2 separate regions of the Homo sapiens genome follow, and region 1 is linked to region 2. A link is a contact called in ENCODE Hi-C data. All regions are on one chromosome and are shown on one strand. Each heading gives the region's core, a stretch centred on a gene start or an enhancer-like site at or near the end of the contact. The rest is flanking DNA. Distances are from core to core; before and after follow the strand shown.

Region 1 (6,097 bases), core at 983-3,482, 5.8 Mb after region 2:
CTATGTTAATATAATTAGAAATGAGGATTTTTAGTGTATGAGAAAAGATACATACAAAATCAAAGAGTAAAAACAATCTGTAATCCTAAATTTGAATGGGAAATAACACGAAGTTATGTTTTCTCTATATAAAAGACACTAGAAAGGCCTGGAAACCATGTTCAAATACCATTCCCGTCAAAATGAGCCAGAGTTTTCTGGAAATATAGCTAATTCTGGCTTGAGCAGGACAATCAAATGACTGACGGAAAATTTTTCTTTAATTCAGCTAATAAAAGGAATTATAGAACTAGAATACTAACATTTTATAACTTGTAAGCAAATAATATTCATTGATAAATGCTCTATCTTTGAGGTGAAAAACTTACAGGAAATTTGAATGGATCAGCCCAGTGAAACCACTGATCACTCCGAACATTAGAAAATGAGAATGACTTGTAGCTTTCAGTCTCAGTATATAATACCATTTACGAATGTGTTAAAGACACTATTGAGATGCCATTAATAGTGTGCAGGCCGTGTTCAGTGGGTCACACTTGTAATCCTAGCACTTTGGAAGGCCACAGCAGGAGGATCACTTGAGCCTGGGAGGTCGAGACCAGCCTGGAAAACATGGTGAAACTCCATCTCTACTAACAAAAAAAAAAAAAAAAGAAGAAGAAGAATATAGAAAAAAGAAAGTCCAGAGTGGTCCAGAAAGACCAACCTGCTTTCTTTAACAAATATCAAGGGAAAATAAAGGAGGGGGAGCTATACAATGAAACTTAAGCTTTAAGAGTATCCGTAATGTGTGACCCTTGTTGGGCTATGATTCAAACAAATCAAATGTGAAAAATTATTTTCAAAGCAGATGGGGAAGTTAAACACTGACTCGGTATTTGGTGATTTTAATGAATTAAAATTGCTTAGGTACAGTGGTCTGTTTCTTAAAATCTGTTTTTTTTAGGGACGGATACTGAGATATTTACAGATGATAGGTCTGGGATTTGTTTCAAAAGGATCCAGAATTGGGGGTGTAGTATTAGGTGAGTATAGCAACAGCACAAGATTAACCAGGTGTTGGTAATGGAATCTTGGATACTGGGCACACAGGAGCATATTATTCACTCTCCTTTTATAAATGTTCAAAATTTTCCGTAATAAAGTTTTTCTCATTCATTTAACAGATATCATTTTAATACTTTATACTTGAACTGATTTTTTTTCTTGCTCTAGTTCGTTTTTTGCTCTCAAAGTAAATCGTGTCCTAGAAAGTGATGAGAAATGCCATATGGTTAATCCGTGGTCCTTGTCCAGATTGCCTCCCAAAAACGAGGCTGCAATTTTATTGGTTATTGGCCCCTACCAACAACATGCAAATAATAAAATGTAATGAAACTTAAACTTGTATGTTACAGAGCCTTGCAGAACCTTAGTTATCAGGCTTTCTTGGATTCTGTTGACATTTAGATCCTCAGAGATTTACTTTTTGAATGTATACATACCCAGTTCTATGTAACAGATTAACTTGTAATACGTTCTCTTAAAGCACTTTTAAAGTAAGCCCAAAGTAAGTAGAATGGGCATCTGGTTTGAGAATTAAAAAACTCACTAGTGGGATTTCAACACCACCACATCTGGGTTCTTCTAGCCGTTTTTTGCCGCCCTTGCAAATTTTAAATGTGCTTATATTTTTGCATAGTGGGTCCAGACTTCTCATTTTGGCAAAAGGTTCTTTGTAATTGGCCCGCTGACTGCCTCTCTAGTCTGTTTTTGCTGATACTCAAGAAAATAAATGGTAACTTGGTGATTGAGGAAATAACACACACAAAAAACACCCCATACGTAGTATGGTAGTGCTGAAAAGGAAGCAAGTGGTTATTAAGCCCAAGACAGTGGCAGAGGTCTATCGAACAAGCGGAGTCGCCTAGGACCAGGCATAGTGGAAATGATCCCGGAGAGAACATCTTGAATGAAGCCAGGAAGTCAGCGGGCCAGAGGTTGTACAGGGGCTCTGCGGTTGGCGTGGCTGAGGTTGAGGCCACAAGTTACTGGGGAAGTTAATTGTTGACAGGAGCTTCGTACTCGGCTCACAGCCACGCACAGTGGGCTTCCTCCCAGTACCCGCCCTTGCCCCTGGGCCTAACCCTGCCCTGGAGGCGGACTCGCGGGAGAAGCGGGAGGCGGAACGCCCGAGGGCGCCCTCGGCTGGCGCGGAGCTGCGCAGGAGGCTGACGCGCTAGCGTGGCTCTAAGACGCGTCACCCACGCTGCGGGCAAGCCATGGCGGGAAGCGAGCCGCGCAGCGGAACAAACTCGCCGCCGCCGCCCTTCAGCGACTGGGGCCGCCTGGAGGCGGCCATCCTCAGCGGCTGGAAGACCTTCTGGCAGTCAGTGAGCAAGGAGAGGGTGGCGCGTACGACCTCACGGGAGGAGGTGGATGAGGCGGCCAGCACCCTGACGCGGCTGCCGGTGAGCGTCGGCCGCAGGCCGCGGAGGACAGTGGGGCCGGCCCGGGCCGGAGGGACCTCCCCTGGAGCCCCCCGGGGCCTGGGGAACTCTCGCGCCCCGGCCTGGGTCTGGCTCCGTCCATGCAGCCATTCCTGGCAGTGTAGTCACCGAGAAGCTACAGTTGATCAGAAGCGTCTTGGCGTGGACCCTGGTGCTCCGCAGGGGGCCCGAACATCTCAGGGAAGCACCTTCATGGGGCCCCTGGGGACCCTCCCGATCGCCCTCAGGTTTTCCACCCGCCAAAACAGGCACATGTGACTAGGACACCCTGAATGTCCGGTTACGGAAATGAGACAGTTCCCAACTTGCTGATTAGCTTGGGAAAGCATTCCAGCGTCCCTGTTCCCAGCGTCTTTGATTCCGGATCACTGTACCAAAACACTTGGAGGGCCAAGGTTTTTACCCTCTCAAGAGGACATTGTGCCTGTGGCTGTTATTGTGTATTTGAAGAAACAAAACGGCCCCTCAGTTGAAAATAAATGACTTAAGTTACAAGTGCCTCAAGTTACATCAAGGCCACGAGAATGACACACATAACTTATTGTTAAACTTTGGGGTAGATAGGTAAATGAAGAGAACAAAAATTATTGAAAATTATTACAATTCTTTGTCTCATTTGGACTATTGACACCTCTCTCCAATGTGTATATCAACGTGAAAGCTGCAGGTTTAGAATGCCTCCAAGTTTCTCCTTGCAGAGGTTTTTCATAACATTTTAATAGATTCTGTAGAGGAACTAAGATGACAAATTTACGGCCGGGCGCGGTGGCTCACGCCTGTAATCCCAGCACTTTGGGAGACCCAGGTGGGCGGATCACGAGGTCAGGAGATCAAGACCATCCTGGCTAACACGGTGAAACCCCGTCTCTACTAAAAATATAAAAAATTAGCCGGGCTTGGTGGCAGGCGCCTGTAGTCCCAGCTACTTGGGAGGCTGAGGCAGGAGCATGGCGTGAACCTGGGAGACGGAGCTTGCAGTGAGCCGAGATCTTGCCACTGCACTCCAGCCTGGGCGACAGAGCGAGACTGTGTCTCAAAAAAGAAAAAGACAAATGTACACTCTTTGATTTGGTCTGATGATAAAATCAGATAAAGGTTGATATGGGTTTTATTTTGAAGGACAAATTATTTCCTTAACTAATTTATGTAACTAACTGGTATATCCAAATATCTCTGAGGAAAAATTAAAGGAACTGGTGATTTTGCTGGAAAAATAGCAAGACAGTGGTTGCTTTTTCAGGAATGTTTCAGGTGTTTCAGAAATTAAATGTTTAACAACTACGAAACTAAAATGTTCAGTTATGATCCTTTGCTGATAGCAGGAAAATAATAGATTTAATTATTAATGGTAGATTTAGTTATTAAAAATACTAGTCAGTTGACCTTTTGTTATTTATTTGTTGATTATGTGGTTTATCACCCAAAAACTATTTTCTTCATTCCTTTTTCCTACCTGCTGCTTTCTTCTGTTTCAGATTGATGTACAGCTATATATTTTGTCCTTTCTTTCACCTCATGATCTGTGTCAGTTGGGAAGTACAAATCATTATTGGAATGAAACTGTAAGAGATCCAATTCTGTGGAGATACTTTTTGTTGAGGGATCTTCCTTCTTGGTCTTCTGTTGACTGGAAGTCTCTTCCAGATCTAGAAATCTTAAAAAAGCCTATATCTGAGGTCACTGATGGTGCATTTTTTGACTACATGGCAGTGTAAGTATCTAGTTTTATGAATTAAAAAGAAGCTATTAAATTTTCCTGTATTACTAGTCAATATCCAAGTTAATCCTGACCCTGCTACTGATTTGTTGCGTGGATTTGGGGTCTAATTGTTCTCGTCAAAACTGGGAGTTAAATGACTTCCTTCATAGGACCCTTTCAGCTTTAATATTTTATTATTTCCCTGTGGTGCCTAACCAGTATTTGAATAATTATAAGTAGTATAGATGGCAAGAAGTAAAAGACTTCTTAAAAGTCTCATGATCTTTAGAACAATTGTCATTTTGTTAAATAAGTAAATACTTTTCCGTATTCAGAAAAAGGATGATCAGAGACCCCTGTTGTTTGGCAGGGAAGAAGAAAACCATTCTAAAGGCTCTGAGAAATAAGATTATATTAGCACCGAAAAGCACTGACATTTTTTAATATTGCGTAGGTGAGATAATTAATGTTACTGAGCAACTGCAGTGTACTGGATTCTACGAGGGATGCTTTATGTATGTTTTACTCATTTAATCCTCATGCAACAAGAAGGTGTTATCTTTGTATCCCAGATGTGGAATTAAGGTTCATGGAGGTTATGTGATTTGCCTAAAGTCATATAGCTTGTAAGGGACTATTCAGACTGGAACCCCATTATGCTACCTCAAAGATATATAATGACATTATATATCTGGATATAGCTTGTTTTTCTGAGAAACTCAAATTTAACGCATTATTTTAAAAATTTCAAAATATTTATTCTTTAAAAATTGTTGTGCTTGACTCAGTAGCAAAATACAGAATTTTTTTTTCAAATTTTGAGTTATTCAGAGCCTTTCCTTATTCTAATACAGATGCCATTATGTCAAGTGTTGTGAGACTATTTGATTCAAAGGTGTGTTGTCTGTTATAGATAATCTCAGCAAGTGCTGCTGTATCTCACTTGCTAGGCAATACCTGTACAATAGCTAACCATTGCATCAAGTGTATATGAGGCTGTGGAATTAGATTTTGCCCAGGGAATAGTAATAATAGTAACTACCATTTATGGTCATATAAAGTACTTATCATTTTTACAACCCTGAGTTATTTCTTTCTTTTCTTTTTTTTTTTTTTGAGACGGAGTCTTGCTCTGTCGCCCAGGCTGGAGTGCAGTGGAGCGATCTCGGCTCACTGCAAGCTCCGCCTCCTGGGTTCACGCCATTCTCCTGCCTTATCCTCCCGAGTAGCTGGGACTAGAGGCACCCGCCACCACGCCTGGCTAATTTTTTGTATTTTTAGTAGAGACGGGGTTTCACCGTGTTACCCAGGATGGTCTTGATCTCCTGACCTCGTGATCCACCCACCTTGGCCTCCCAAAGTGCTGGGATTACAGGCGTGAGCCACTGCGCCCGGCCAACCCTGAGTTATTTCTGTTGCTCAAATAATACAGATGAAGAAACTGAAATTCAGACTGTAAGTGGCTCATATAACTAAAAGTAGTGAGGCTTGGTCAGGTCTATCCAGCTTCAAAGTTGTTTTGTGTTTGTTTTTTCCCCTTCATGAGTTACAAGGTTTCTAATAAAAGGATTTTGTTAGGTTAGTGATTTTGTTAACCAGCTTGACTTATTTGAAGGACTTTAGGTTTTATTTTGATTTGGGCAACTTTTAATTTTTGATAAAATGCATAATTGGTACTTTAGAGATTTATAGCTATTGCAAGAAACGGAATTGTTTTACATCATTCTTAGTTTGCTAGGTTTGCTGCAAGGATCATTTGAGCCTCCCTCATTTAACTCTTACTAAACTGTTATATTTGAGGCTATTAATAGAAGTACCCAAGACATTTGAAATTTGGTTATATTGGTAGTGTTAGCAATTTTTTTGGTTTGTTTGTTTTTTACCTGTAGGGATATTGTGCTAACTATCT
Region 2 (5,844 bases), core at 679-3,178:
CACAATGCAGTTCTTTATGACCAGATAGCAACCTCTATGTACCTACTAATCTCGTCTTCAATGGACACAATTCCTTACGTTAAAAAGAATCTAATGTACCAATTTAAACTTGCATTTATTATATTAAGGCAATAGTCATGATTAGAAGGAAGGCAAAAAAAAATTATTCCCATATTAGGAAGATGAAGTATGTCTGTTACCGGGGCAAACTATCAAACTGAATTTCAAAACTGACAGGCTCTCCCTGAAGTCCTAGAGAGGATCTTGTGTTCACTAATTCAGATGTTGCAAGTATTCTAGTTCCCAGGTAACTCCTAGTAAAACCAAGACTGAACAAAGATATTTCTCATCTTTAAATTTAGAATCATCTCATCGATTAAACCTTCCTATCTATGAGATCTATATCTGAAGTGGGCTCTCCCAATTATTTTACATCTCAAAACTGTTTATTCTCATTATGGCATCTTAAATATTTTTGTTTATTCTTTCTCCTCCATTAGCTTACAGGCTCTCTCTGTTTTGTTCCCTTTCCTGAAGGAAACTATAATTTTTTGTGTCAAAAATATTTTCTCCTATGAGTTGCAATCTTCAGGGAAAGGACGTAGCTTCAAACAAAGGCAAATGCTTTCTCCTTAGCCAAAGTAACATAAAGGTCACTTTCTGTAAAACATCAGGATATTGCATTTTAAAATGCTTTCCATATAACATTAGTTTGATGAACGGCTTAGCCTAGGATTCTGCACCTAGTTCCAATCAAAACCAAGTTGTGAACAGATCCCTTCTTTACACCAATCTCATCTTTCAAGAACGAGCTAAAGGTTCATGAATTCCTTCCTCAAGAGGCAGTTACTTTTCAAGCTAAGGACCAAGCTTGAAACAAGCATATACCTGCACAAGGGAGGTTTAATTTCACTACAGAGCGAATCATTTTTTCAAGGAAACCAGAGGGTGTGTCATACAGCATCACTGAATATTCTAATATGCGATGAAGCTGTTATGCTTCCTTATGAACTTTATAAATCTTCATTTTTATGAGGCTTAGAATTCATCCCCCTTCCCTCTTCCACTGTTTTCCCGGGGTCACAGTTGTAGTATAGTTTGCCCAATGGATTTCGCATGGTCATTGTACCTGGAATATGTCACGCTCCCTACTCTTACTGCCCCCAAACTCTTCTCAGCAGAGATAGGCTGAAAGCAGCTCGCTTTTAGGCGGCGACGCAAACACACGTAGCCAGCTGAGCGACAGCAAGCAACCAAATGGCTTTGCTGGAGGCCCCCTGCGTGCACGGGTAAAGCTCGTTGCAAAATACAGTCCTTTCATTTATTCCCATGTTGCTATTTATGAGACCTGTCAAGGCTGCAAGGGCATGCGCAGCCTTCCCACCACACAGGACCCGCTGGGGTCTCCGGCTCCCCTAAAATTAAACCATTGTCTCTCGTTCCAACGGCGTGTTTAGCTGTTGTGCGTTATTTTACAGATAAAGGAAGGATCCCGTCCACAGACCCAATTCTTAGGGCCGCCTTCTCCCCGACGGAGGAAGAAGCTTCCTGGCAAAAGGACGAACAGGTGCGACGCCAGCAGTTCGCAGCCTCTCACCTGGCCGGCGGGCTGGGCTACTGTCACCACTCAGCAGCCAAGGACTTGGGCCCCGCAGCGGCGGCCACTCGGGGTCTGCCGGGTCCCCTCTCTTTCCGCCTGCTCTCGGCCCCGGACCCCAGACTCAAAAGCGCCTCACGCGTTCCGCCTTAGGCTCACCGTCCGATCTCGCCAGACAGCGTCTGGACGGGACCGGGAAACGGCGGCCGCCACAGCTGTCCAGGTTCTGGGATCCACGCTCAGAGACGACAGCGCTGGCGATCACCAGAAGGCCTGCGGGCTCCCGAGAAAGGAAAATCCGTCTACAGTCCAGCGGCTGACATTTCCCAGTCAGCCGTAGCGCCGCCCGCTTCCGCCTCCCCGCCTACCCCGTGGGCCGACCAGTCCCGCTCCCGCGGGGGGTTGTGGGTATCTCGAAGGCGGGTAAAGCTGCAAGGGAAGGAAGTAAGGGCGAGCCCGTCGGACTACGAAGCGGGACGGAAACTACAATTCCCAGCAGGCCTTGGGCCTCAGTGCGGCCGCGAAGCAGAGCGGGCTGTAGAGCCTTGCGCGCGCAGTGGGGATGGAACGTTGCTAGGCTTAGCGGGTCTGGCTGCTGGGGGCCCGAGCAGCACGCTCGGAGCCGCCGCGCGCCAAAGCGGGAATCTGGGAGGCGAGCAGCTCTGCAGTTAATGCACGTATTTTAAACTCCCGGGCCTGCGGACGCTATGCACAGGTAAACGGATTGCAAAAAGGGGAAGAGCATGAAATGGACCCTCTTAATAATTCTTTTAGGCCGCGAATATCGCTACTGGCTAATATTGTTAGTAATGCTGTTAAGTGAATGGTTGCTTAGCCCCTTCTTGGGGAAAGTGTGAATGGATGGATGCCTTAGTGCGGGGATCAGCGTGTGGTTTTATTTGGCTTCCCTAATTGGGCTTTTCTGCCACCGTTTTCAATCAGTGTATGATTGCCCTGTCTCTCTCCTTGTCTGTTCCCTCCACTGGGAGAAATTCTTGAGGCCTTCTGCAGGATCGTAAGTCAAAAAGCCTTCTCGATTTGTTCTTTTCATTTCTTCGTTTTCTTGGTAACTCGCCGCAGGCACATAAAAAATGCGATTCTGTTAGCTGCTGTGAAGGTTTCCTACAATGCATAAACTGCAGCTTCTTTAATTGCCTTGAAATTATTTATGGGTGTGTTTTCGAAAGGAACCGGGGGTATTGTGCACTTCTGCAGGAAGCACCTCCAGGAGATTCCAGACCTGAGTAGCAACGTTGCCACCAGCTTCACGTGGGGATGGGATTCCAGCAAGACTTCTGAACTGCTGTCAGGCATGGGGGTCTCCGCCCTGGAGAAAGAGGAGCCCGACAGTGAGAACATCCCCCAGGAACTGCTCTCAAACCTGGGCCACCCGGAGAGCCCCCCACGGAAACGGCTGAAGAGCAAAGGGAGTGACAAAGACTTTGTGATTGTCCGCAGGCCTAAGCTAAATCGAGAGAACTTTCCAGGTAAGGACATGAGGGTAAAAATGTCAGTTATGCAAAGGGTGGATTTAGCTATGTTGTTGGGAAACCTTTGTTCAGAGATCTTTAGCATGGGTTCCTTTTAAGATTGCCTAATTCTGAAGCTATTTTTCAACAAAATAGGGCAAGTCGTCAAGTATGCAGGAATCTTGGTAGATATATATATATATATATATATATATATATGTATGTTCTGGTGCATAATCACCTTGAAAATTTTAACCCATGAGAAGACATTCCTGCCTTTTTCCTTAGAAGGGAATCTGCCTGCCTCAAGGCCAGCTCAGTTTCACCGTTTAACAGAAACATAAACAGTGGTCTTCTTGTAGGATTCCTTTTGCTTTGTACCCCTGAGTGATCTTTTTGCCTTAATCACTTTAGTTATTTATCAGTGGACTGCGAAGTGAACGTTCACCTAAGTGGGGGAGACATCTCCCCAGGCCCACTCCCACCCCCATATTGGCTTCTCCTGGTATGTTCTGTCTCCATTACTGCTGACACTATCTGTTTAATCACCCAACCCGAAAACCTGAGAGTCAGTCAGCTTCCCACCGCCCCCCAACATCCAGTCATTCATCGCATCTTTCCCTCTTCTCTGGTAACTATTTCTCAAGTTCTCGTCGTCTCTTGCCTGAACTATTGGAGTGGATTCATAATTCCAACCTTCTTCTCCCCAGATCTATCCCCCGAACTAGAATGGATTGACTGAAATGTAGAACTTACTGTATCTTCCCTCCTTAATAGCTCCCCATCCCCTAGTTCCTCAAGCAGGCGAACGAGTGCCTCCCAGAGTGAACCAGAACCCTGGAGTATGCAAAAGCCATAGGATAAACAGGGCATTGACCTGGGGTTATCAGTTTTTCTTACTAGTAAGCTATTTAAAACAGTAATACAGCAAATATTTGCTGAGCACATACCATGTGCTAGGCCGTGTTCCAGGTGCTGGAGATAGAGGAGTGGGCACAACAAACATTTCTGCTCTCAGGGAGCATCCATTCTAGTGAGAGAATACAATAAACACAATAACTATTTTTATATAGTATGTTAGAAGGTGATAAGAGCTATGGCTAAAAACAAAAATAGAACAAGCCAAGAGGGAATGCAGGTCTTGGGGTGGGAAGATAGAGTGCACTTTTAAACCAGGTATTGAGAGAAAGCCTCAATTGGACAGTGACCTTTAAGCAAAGACATAAAGGAGGCAAGGAGTGTGCCATGCAAATATCTTGGAGAAAAGAGCTCCAAGCAGAAGGAACAGCCACTGCAAAGACCCTGGTGCATAAATGTGACGTATTTGTTCCAGGAACAGGGAAGCCATATTCTAAGAGTGGAATGAGCGAAAGGGAGAGTCGGGGGAGATCAGGCTGGAGGTAATGTTGAGCAGAGTTGTGATGGGACCTGATTTAACCTTCTAAAAATGACACACTGATGTGTTGAGACTCAGCTGCAGGGGCATCAAGGGTAGAAACTTAGGGTCTTTTTTAAATTTCATATTTTCAAGACGGAGTCTTGCTCTGTTGCCCAGGCTGGAATGCAGTGACCTGCTCTTGGCTCACTGTCTTCACCTGGATTCGAACGATTCTCCTGCCTCAGCCTCCTAAGTAACTGAGACTACAGGCATGCACCACCACGCCCAGCAATTTTTTTATTTTTTGTAGAGATGGAGGTTGCGGGGGCGTTCTCACCATCTTGCCCAGGCTGGTCTCAAACTCCTGGACTCAGGCGATCCTCCAGCCTTGGCCTCCCAAAGTGCTGGGATTACAGGCATGAGCCACCACACCTGGCCAAAGCTTGAAGTCTTGTTGGGGGTGAGGGTGGTCAGATTCCGGATATATTCCCACATTAAAGTCAACAGAATTTAGGAGGCTGTTGAAATCATCTGTGGAAGAGGTGATCAGAGTCTAAATTGAAATCAGGTGGGGGATGATGGCGAAGAAGAAACAGATTAAACATTTAAAGATGAAGTCTTGCAGACCCAAGGTAATTTAAGTATATTCATAAATTCTCCCATCTGGTTTCCTTTGCAGAAGGGTTGATAGATTGGTTGTTTAGTTGATTGGTTGGTTGCTCGCTTTGGCAGCACATATACTGAAACTGGAAATACAGAGAAGATTAGCATGGCCCCTGCGCAGGAAGACATGCGGATTCGAGATGCATTCCACTTTTAATTAAGAAAATAAATACGTTTGTTTTCAGCCTTTTCTTTAGGAAAGAGAACTTTGCCCAATTTATGGTCTGGGAATATACATCAGGAATTGGATTAGTTAGAAAAGCAGTAGAGGGTTGTAGTGAAGTCAGATCTGGGTTTGAATCCTCATTCTTGCGTTTATCAGCCTTGGAAAGTTATTCGAGCTTTCTTTGCCTTAGTTCCTTTATCTGTGAAATGGAGTGCTGTAATAATACCCACTTCACAGGTCGTCGTGAAGATTAAATGAGAATGACGTAAAACCCTTAGCATGCCACTGACACGTAACAATACATAAGCCAACAAAATTCCTGACACCAATTTTGGAGGCTAGTGGACTTTTATCTTTTGTTTTTAATATTGTTACTCTGACCCTGTTAGTATAAAATTTTTTTTCTTCAAAATTTAATGTTCACCGCTCTTCTTTGTGTCTGGAATGTAGCCCTAACAATCTGGTGCTTGACCAACCAAATATGGCGAAAGATACTTCCTGCTAAGATGAACAGATTTTTATTAACCTGTCCAGTGCCGATAGCTTTTGACATAGAGTGTGATTGCTATAT

The links. Hi-C counts contacts between places; a loop is a spot of excess contacts on that map. Pooled maps may share reads with other maps.
Region 1: a loop to region 2 is called in a map of CD4-positive, alpha-beta T cell, with 8 times the contacts of the local background. The contact joins the promoter of FBXO4 here to the promoter of LMBRD2 in region 2. A Hi-C loop is called at or near these places in 2 of 168 maps with a recorded cell type or tissue (CD4-positive, alpha-beta T cell and naive thymus-derived CD4-positive, alpha-beta T cell) and 8 of 50 pooled maps.

The regions. Positions count from the first base shown.
Region 1 is chr5:41,923,049-41,929,145 of GRCh38, forward strand. FBXO4 (F-box protein 4) reads left to right here and starts at 2,233. Exons shown (of 7, transcript NM_012176.3): 1 at 2,233-2,450; 2 at 3,965-4,200. The coding sequence starts at 2,262. RefSeq lists a silencer at 2,491-2,670.
Region 2 is chr5:36,149,959-36,155,802 of GRCh38, forward strand. It overlaps LMBRD2 (LMBR1 domain containing 2), which reads right to left and starts at 1,929. Exons shown (of 18, transcript NM_001007527.2): 1 at 1,598-1,929. It overlaps SKP2 (S-phase kinase associated protein 2), which reads left to right and starts at 2,153. Exons shown (of 10, transcript NM_005983.4): 1 at 2,153-2,312; 2 at 2,813-3,084. The coding sequence starts at 2,305. It also overlaps the pseudogene RNU6-1305P. RefSeq lists silencers at 1,200-1,259, 1,860-1,999 and enhancers at 1,213-2,196, 2,270-2,459.